Regions from separate parts of the Mus musculus genome. Here region 2 is linked to region 1. Evidence: chromatin contacts called from ENCODE Hi-C or POLR2A ChIA-PET data. All regions are on one chromosome and are shown on one strand. The core of a region is the stretch at or near the end of the contact, and the rest is flanking DNA. Distances in the headings are between cores, read along the strand shown.

What was found. Hi-C counts contacts between places; a loop is a spot of excess contacts on that map. ChIA-PET counts read pairs that join two places held with the same protein, here RNA polymerase II (POLR2A).
Region 2: a map of v-Abl transformed pro-B cells shows a loop between it and region 1 (2.2-fold over the local background). The contact joins the promoter of Zfp787 here to the promoter of U2af2 in region 1. A Hi-C loop is called at or near these places in 1 of 37 maps with a recorded cell type or tissue (v-Abl transformed pro-B cells). POLR2A ChIA-PET finds 5 or more read pairs at or near these places in 2 of 5 experiments (Patski and embryonic stem cell).

What each region holds. Positions count from the first base shown.
Region 1 is chr7:5,060,578-5,065,124 of GRCm38, reverse strand. U2af2 (U2 small nuclear ribonucleoprotein auxiliary factor (U2AF) 2) reads right to left here and starts at 2,982. Exons shown (of 12, transcript NM_133671.3): 1 at 2,789-2,982. The coding sequence starts at 2,837. It overlaps Ccdc106 (coiled-coil domain containing 106), which reads right to left. Exons shown (of 5, transcript NM_146178.2): 5 at 4,340-4,547.
Region 2 is chr7:6,153,896-6,158,001 of GRCm38, reverse strand. It overlaps Zfp787 (zinc finger protein 787), which reads left to right and starts at 2,037. Exons shown (of 3, transcript NM_001013012.2): 1 at 2,037-2,157. Gm36371 (a long non-coding RNA gene) reads right to left here and starts at 783. Exons shown (of 2, transcript XR_391130.2): 1 at 1-783.

The sequences.
Region 1 (4,547 bases), core at 1,733-4,232:
CTGTTGCAGTAAGTAGGAAAATTTGAAATCTTTAACTCCTTTACTAATACTAAAAAAGCAAAAAAAAAAAAAAAAAGCCCAGCGTGGTGGCGCACTTGGGAGGCAGAGGCAGGCCGATTTCTGAGTTCGAGGCCAGCCTGGTCTACAAAGTGAGTTCCAGGACAGCCAGGGCTACATAGAGAAACCCTGTCTCGGGGAAAGAAAAAAAAGCAGTGAAGCCCAGACTGAAATTGTAATGCAAGTAAGTTAGGTACCAGGCTGTATTCTGGAATGAATACCAAGCAAAAAACATTCAGTACAGAGTCTGGGTTCAACTACTAACAGAAAAGAATTTGCATGCATACATGCAAAGAATAAAATAAAACAATCAAGAGCTAGACAGAGGCAAGAACTGTGGAATATTGAGACAAGCACAGAACCAGGCAGCTCTGGCTCCACACCACGAAGAGGGGCCACTTACAAATCCCAAATGTCTTCCCTGCTGCTAAGTCTCAAAAACAAAGAACCCCAGAGATGAAGTGACAATACCAAGGGCCTAGGACACAAACTCCCAGTAGACTTAAGGAACTGAGAAGGGGGCTAAAGTTGAGATAGAGTGAGGCTGGGTCAGAGACAAATACCCATAGGCAAGCAAGGTGACAAAGTGGTCAAGCTTTCTTCCAGCAAGACAAGAACCTTCTCCCACATAATGATGCTGGACAGTTAAGAAAAGGAAACTTCACTTGCTCAAAACGCTATAATGTAGTTGTCTTATGTACACAACTCCAACAACTGGCCCTTCTAGGCCAGGTCTCAGGCCCTGTTGCCAACATCAGCAGGGACACTCGAGAACTACAAGGAACTGGCTTTGCAGTCAGAGATCTACACAAAAGCAGGAACTTAGCTTTAACATCCATTTTCCCCTTCCTTGAATGAAAGTCAAATCTACACTACCCAGGTCTCATGAGGGAGTAAAATTTGCCATCCACTTTACCCACCCTTCTATAACAACACCAGTCTATTTGAGCCAAAATCCACCTATCTTCACAATACCAATTATAGCTAGTTAGGCACCTAGCATAACCCAAGCCACATGCTATATATACACACTGCTCCATTTCAACTCAGCTCCAGCTTTCCAACTAATGCTTGGAGCATTTTCTCTTAAGAGAAAATAAAAATAAAAACTAAATGAGCCTCAGTTTCCTGCTCAATAAACAGAAAACTATTTTGTCCTCAGAAGACTGTTACAAGTAATTCACTTAGAACTGTTTAGAGCCTGGTGGTGGTGGCTCACACCTCAAGCAGAAGGCAGAGGCAAGAGGATCTCTGTGAGTTCAAGGACAGCTCGGGCTACACAGAAACCTGAAACCTTCTCAGAAAAAAGCAGATTTTAAGAGTTTAACAAATTTCCTTGCCTTGACAAGGAAGGAGTTTAATTACAACTATAGTCAGTATGTACCACTAATTTCAAAAACCCAGTAAACAAAGCATCGATGATCAGCATACAGGTAACAGATTAGACTGTCAGATAAAGAGTAATGAAGGTATTTGAACTCAGGTATGTTCAATCCCTAAGCCCTATACTCTAAAGCAATACACTACTCAAAGCAGAAAAGCTCACCAAGGACACTCAGAATAATTACTTTTCCACGTGTACTGTTTTAGCTACTCTCTCCTCAATTCCAGCTTCATTTCAAATAATTCTCAAGGTCTCATCCAGTGCCCCAACACAAGACAGCTTAAGTCTCAACCCTCAAGAAATTTAAACTCTTCGGTCTCAAAAAAGAAGAGGTTGTAGAGAATGTCTTGTAAATCAACGTTTTCCTCGGTATCCCTAAATCCGCCAGCACCAACATAGCCTGCTTGCCTTTCTGATCCAAATTCATAGTACAAGATCTTACCTTGGGAGCACCTGCCTCCACTAACCTGTTAATGGGCCAGCTCCCTCTTCCCCATTCTGTTGAATATTTTACAATCCCTATAGTGTAACTGGCTTTAGGTACCCGAGTTTGGAATGATACAGGACCTGGGCTTTGCCTAAAACCGATAAGTTTAGGGATTGTTAGGGATATGGAAAACAGATATTGTCTGCCGCCAAAAAAAGCCCCAAGGCATACATGATTTATGCTCAACAGGAGCACAAAGAACGCAGACTTCCCTCTTTGGCGGGCAAACAAGTGTAGGACACATTTTTATCTAAGACACCGCAAAGCCGGAGACGGAGACGGAGACAGAAACATCGAGGTAGGAGAGTTCTGGAGAAATCAAAAAAATATGAACAGGCTCGAAACCTACAAGCAGCGGGAGATTGCACTGCCAGTCCACGTGAAGGAAAAGGAAAGGAGGGGGGGGGGCTGATTCACCACCGCCATTTTGGAAACAAAGGGGGCGTGGAGAAAAGAAAAGTACGCACGACCGGAAGCGGAAGTGCCAAGGCAGCAAAAGAAAATGACAGAATTTAGAGACCAAAATTCATCTTTCTCAAGTAAAAGACAAAAATTTAAAACGACAACAGAAAAGCTTCACATTACGGAATCCCGCGCGCTCTCAAGGCATCTACTTAACAAAACGCGCCGCCTCCGCCGAGACCACGTGGGCGCGGGCTATTGCGGCGCGCACGCGCCCTGAGCCTCGCCCGCCACCCCTTCCCTCAGCGCCGAGAGGAGGTCACGTGAGCTCGGCGCGCGCGGCACGGACGGGGGGGTGGGGGGGTAGCGTGCGGCCCTAGGGAAGCGAACAAGAGAGGGAAATGGCGGGGGGGCACAGGGCGAAGCAAGAAGCCACCCCACAACCCCGGCGCCCTCACCTTGTTTATTCTCGTTGAGCTGCCGCTCGAACTCGTCGAAGTCCGACATGCTTAGGCGGCCGCGTAGGGCCCTGTGCAGCTCTCGCCTCGCCTTGCCGCCCGCCCGCTCCGGCTACTTCCGCCGCTGGCTTCGGCTACTTCCGGCCCCCGCCGGCACTCCGTCGCCTACCTAATCAAGCCCCAAGCCCCGCCCCTCCCAGGCTCCACCCCCTCGTCCCGCCCGACCCGCCCCCCCCCGGAACTTCCCCGAGCTCGGCTCCGAAGCCTGTCGGCTGTTCTCGGACGGAGCAGTCGGAAGGCGGCGGTCGCCGTCAAAATCACCCGAAGCGAGGATTATGCCGGCTGCCCGAGTTTCGGTAACTTTTCGGAAACTAGCGTTTCAACGTTCGGAGGATTCCGCGAGTCTTCGCGTTCCCCGACACCAGCCCCCTCTAAAGACACGGATTTTCCTACAACTCAAACCGTCTGTCTCTGGCCTCCTCTGGAAATCCGTCCCACCCCTCGCCGACCCTGTCCAAGCGGTCAGTCACTTCCAACAATCCTAACCGTCCGGGCCTTCGGCTCTTTCCGAAGGTTTCCAGCGCTCGCTCACCGCCCCTCTAGAGATTAAGCCCGATTCTAGTCTTCGGCTCTTTCCGGAGGCGCCACAGGGTCACTCCGCCCCTTCCGGAGAATATCGGTCCCTTCCGCCACTGCTTCGGGAAGGTCTCACGCCCAGGAGGGAAGTTCGGCTCTTTCCGCTCTTGCTTCGGCTCCTTTCGGCTTAAAGACCCGAAAAGGGAGGGAGGACTGATGGGAGGTGGGCCAGATAGCTACGGGGGAGGGGGCGGGGTCTCAGCTTTCGGTCCCTAGCTCTCTAGGAGAAAACTGAAAAAACTGACCTCGCGGAAGGCCAGAGAAAGTGTGTGGGACAGTAGCAGCCAGTGCGACAAAGGGTGTTCGAGGCCGCTGCGGAGGTTGTTAGCTCAGCTTGGGACGCCTGCGCACGGTGATTGGAGAGGGGTTTCTGCGCCTGCGTAGCGGTCTAGGGCACGTTTTTCTCAGCGCTCCGGAGGATCCGCCATTCTAAATCCACATTGCGCGTGCGCCCGATCTCCTCCCACACACCCCTTCCCCCACCGCCAACCTCAGCCCCCAAGGCACTAACTTCAAGACGGTTAAACCTGACTGCTCTCTCCCGGTTGCCAAGGCAATCGCGTTAAATTGTCCGCCCCTGCTCCTGCTGCGCAAGCGCCGAATGTGACACCTCCGAGAGATCTCCTGACCCCTGGCGGGCAGGCGGAAAAGAGTCTACCCAGCGCCCCGGTACCTCCTCCGGGCTGGCTCAGCTAAACGTTCATTGAATCAATGCCCCAGGCGCTGCCTTCTTAAAGTCGTCTTACCTCAGTTTCTCCTACTGCTCCGCTTCCCACCTCTGCCTCCTGGGGCTAATTACACCCTACCCTCCCCAACCTCTCTAGAGGCTTCTGGCTGAGCGCTCCTGTCCCAGTCTCCGTGGCGACGGCCACCCCTTCCCAGCATATTCCCTTCCTAGTAAGACCTGGGGCCCAGTTTATTGAAAATTTTCATGTCTCTTTAATTTAAACTCTCAGAATAATACTCTGTCTTTGCATGGGATGCAGATGGGCTACTCCTGGCTAAGGAGGCCTAGCTGGCAGCCCCTGCGGGGTGAAATGGAGACGGGGTGCCTAGCGTGTGCGGCCGAGAAGCAGGGCCCAGTGCTCAGGAAGGGCAGCTTCTAGCCCTGGCGGTGCCCCGG
Region 2 (4,106 bases), core at 788-3,287, 1.1 Mb before region 1:
TCAGCAAGCTCATAAAATTCATATGGATCATAGAACTCAGAGAGTTACAAGATTCAATAGCTATGGCCAGGAAAATGGCTCAGGTAGTAGAGTGTACTTGCTGCCAAGCTTGACAACCGGAGTTAGACTCCCAAGACTCACATGATAGAAGAGGACCAACCAACTCCTGATAGCTGTTCTCTGACCTTACATGCACATGCATGGACACACACACACACACACACACACACACACAGTGCCTGCAAACCCCAGAAATGGAAAAAAAAATAATCCCACACAAATCAGATACAAAAAGTGACTTGAGGATAGCTGGCTGGAGTTAGAGAAGGAGTACACCCTGAGCATCACGGTGGAGTCATAGTGGGAAAGGAGATAAGGAGATAGGAGGGGCAAAACAGAATTGCACATTTACTAGAGTTTAAACAAAAACAAAAACAAAAAAAGATAAAGTTTGGAGAGACAAGAGAAAGCCTGGGGTGCCCAGAGCCTTGGTTCCTTGTAGTTGTCACTGAAAGTGGCACAAAGCTGTTCCCGTTAGGGTTTCGTGGGTACTAGGTGAGTGTGTACCCCTGAGCCTTTGAGGCTCACCATGGAGAAAATATGTATCTTCAGATTACTTGGTTTAGCATTCTAAGAATTCCTCTGTGTGGCCCAGGACTCGGGATGGAACAGTAACTACCGTGGCTGTGTCTGATGCTGCCAGTTTGCCTTTTAGTTTTGTTAGCTTTGAGCCAGGAAGGGATAGTTAATTTTTTTTTTTTTTTTTTTTTTTACTGTCCTCCGTTTACTCTTTACCTTTGGGGCCATTTTAATACCCCTGCTGTGGGTTCGCCTTTAGCCTTTTGATCAGTTACAAGCAGCCTGTGATCTTTATCACCCGTTGAAAGGTCCTGGCTGGTTTATCTTTAATCTAACCACGGAAGTCCAGCGCTTGAACATGAATTACAGGCAGTTTGGACATTTTCCATTACAGGGCTCAGCATAGGCCTCCTCTTGAATTTTCTAACTCTCTACACATCCTTAACAGTCTGCTGAGCAAAGACTTCTGGAGCACCTTGCTAAGGAGATGGCTATGCTTTCCATTTTCTTAGCTTGTCCTCAGGTGTCATGTATCGTTTTGCCTGTGGGCTTTGCTTCTTTAGGCTGCCCAGGATTTTCTCTGGTGCAGGAGGAGTTTGTTTAAAAAGTCCATCCCTTACTTAGTCCAAGTGTCAGCAGCACCTGACGCCTGCTTTTGTAAAGGTAGTTACGTGATGATGATACCATTTGTCTCAGAGAAGCTGACATTGACTTTCAAGTTTCAAATTGTGCCTTGGAAGCAGATATCTGTAGAGGGTCCTTTCATTCCTTTTCTTCATCATCAGCATCCTCCAAACTGTGATGGACCTTTCTTCTAGGAGAGTAATAAGTCATAAACACTTAATTTGGAGCCCTACTCTGAAGGTTCGAGGTCATTCTTGCTATGTCACTTAGTAAGGTAATGTGACCTCTGGTTCTCTGCAAAACAGGCCGATTTCAAGATGAGGTCGTCCCAAAATGCAACCCGCACCGGAGGCTCGAGCGGAAACATTTTGGGGAAAAACTCCAGATCTCGTGAACCGAATTTTTTCTTGAGACCGGCGTTGGCCTGGAAGCGCCCCGGGGCGGAAGGGGTTACGATGATAGAGACGACAGGAGGACTGGAGTAGTGGGAGCGTCGCCGCGGGCAGCTCACCGCGCAGGCGCGAGCGACGAGGCTGGGTTGGGGGCCGCCCCGACACCCGGAAGTGTGCGCCTAACGGGTCGAGCCCAGCCTTCTGTCCGGGGAGGGGGCGGGGCCCGAGCCCCTCGGAGCGAGGCGCCATAGAGCAAAACGGAGGACCTGGGTCCTAGATAATTCCGGAAGTAGCGTCCCGAGGCGCCTTTCCGTACCATAGAGCCGGAGGGGGTAGCGGTCAGGGGTCCTGGAGCTCCTCTGCCTAGAGTGGCGAGGTAGCGGTGGCGGCCTGGGAGGGGGAGGAGAGGGAGAGGCGCGAGCGGAAGCGGCCGGGAAGGTCACTTCCGGCCTGGGCGCCCGTCCCCCTGACCCCAGGGTCTGAGTCGCCGCTGCCGCCGCTGCCACCATCCGCGAGGCAGGCGAGAGGAAGAGTGCGGCGTGACGGCCCCGGGGCCGCGGAGGTGAGGGCGGCCGCGGGCTCAGGGGGGCGTGCGCCGAGTGGCTGGGATGAGAGCGCGTCGGGAAGCTGGGCTTCGGACGGGGGTGGGTGGGGAGGCGGGAGGGCGAGCGCGGCAGAGCGGACTAGTGCGCGTGCGTGTCGTGTTAGGGGTGTGTGTGGGGGGGGTGGGCGTGAGCGGGCGCGCGGCCGGGGAGTTCGCGCGCGCGCGCGGGAGAGATTGGCGCCGCGGCCTGGGACAATGCGCGTGCGCTACTCCGGCGGCAGTGCTGGGCCGGCAGGCACCTGGGTTATCCAACCGGTGGGGTCCGGGCCACCCGGACTGGACTTGCAGCCGGTCATGGCCGGAAGTGCCAGGGACTTGTTGCGGGGGCGAGGCTTGATGTGGGGAGAGACCCCGCCGCCTGGATTGGGCTGACCGGAAACGGCGGCCCATGGTCAGTCTCGGCCCAAGTTCTCCCAAGTCCTCTCCTTCCTCAAATCGAGTCGCCTGGCCCGTTGCTGCCTCGGGGGCCATGCGCTGGCCTTTGATCCAGCGAGTAATTACGGGATGCAGGTGGCGGGAGGCTCATTCATCTATTTCCCCCGCGCGTGCTGACCGGCGGCAGGAAACACGTCCTGGGAGGGGAAGCGCCAGGCCAAGGTCAGCACCGTGTGGGTCGTCCTGGGCCGCCTGGACTGTTGCCTTCCTCCCCTGGGCGGACACAGGGCTGGGTCCAGCGCGGAGCCCCGCCCCTTAGCAGACCTCCCGCCTCCACCTCCAATCTGTACAAGAGTTAGGTCATAGGGTGACCCCCAAGCCCCGGGAATGTGTGCCCCAGCACTTACAAAAGGTCAGTCGGAAAAGTGATCCACAGACGAAGAAGTGAGTGGGGAGTGAACTGACACCTGTCTTAACACCAGGATAGGAAAATGAACATGAACTGGGGTTGGAAAGCAGGAGCTGAGACCTGACCCAGGACGACCTTAGGCGTTATTGCCCAGGTCGTTATTAAAAACGCAGACCTGATGGGTTCCCCCAACCCCTTAATTTCTGATTCAGGCTCCATGTTTGGCGTTGTTGAGAATCTAGCTGAGATCTGGCCTCTGCTCTGGGGAAAGCTTTAAGCCTCTTGGGTCAAGTGCAGGTAACTTTCCCCTCCTGCTTCTCTGGAGTCACTGAGTGCTGTGCTGCCATGGCCCAGAGAACTTTCACATTAGATTCTGACTTGGTTTATCTCATGTGTTCTCCATCTGAGCAGAGAAGGGTATATCCTCAGGCTTGGCCCATGGTGAAATTCAAGAATGATTTGCAGCTACTGGGAATATTGCCCACGAGCTCTGAAGCTCAATTCCTCGCTTCAGCTCCTAAGTTCTGCAGCCATAGATAAGAAATTTCATGCCATTCCTCACGAGGACACAATAGAGGTGTTAAAGTGATACACCCAGAGCAAGGGTTTTCATACTTTTGCTTTCAGGCAAAAGTTCAAAAAGTCTCTGGAGCCAGCTCCTGAGTTCCAATTTTGGCTCGTTTATGGTTCCGTGACCTTGGATGTGTCACTTCCCCCTTTCCCAGGCTGTTTCCACTACTTAATTGTTACACTGTTACAGTTCCCTGACTATGCCCAGTCCATCAAGACTACAAACTCCACTAACCCCAGGGCATTGAATTTCACTGGTGGGGATGTGGGTTGGAGGGCTGTTCTCAAGGTTTCCATGGGCCAGGCCTGCTGGTGGGTGACACTGGCCAACTTGACAAGGCTCTTGTAGTTCTTGTTTTGCAGTAGCTTAGGACAATAGGGAGATATGCCAGAGTGTCCCTGAGCGTTTTAGGCCCTACAGGACGTGGATGCTGAGTCTTGGACAAGGGGACCCTGAGACTTATGGGAGATGGCAGAATGTATAGAGCTCAAGGCCATCAGTAACTCTGTAGTCACTAATGGGCACCCATAGCTCTGTGGGTCCCAGACACAC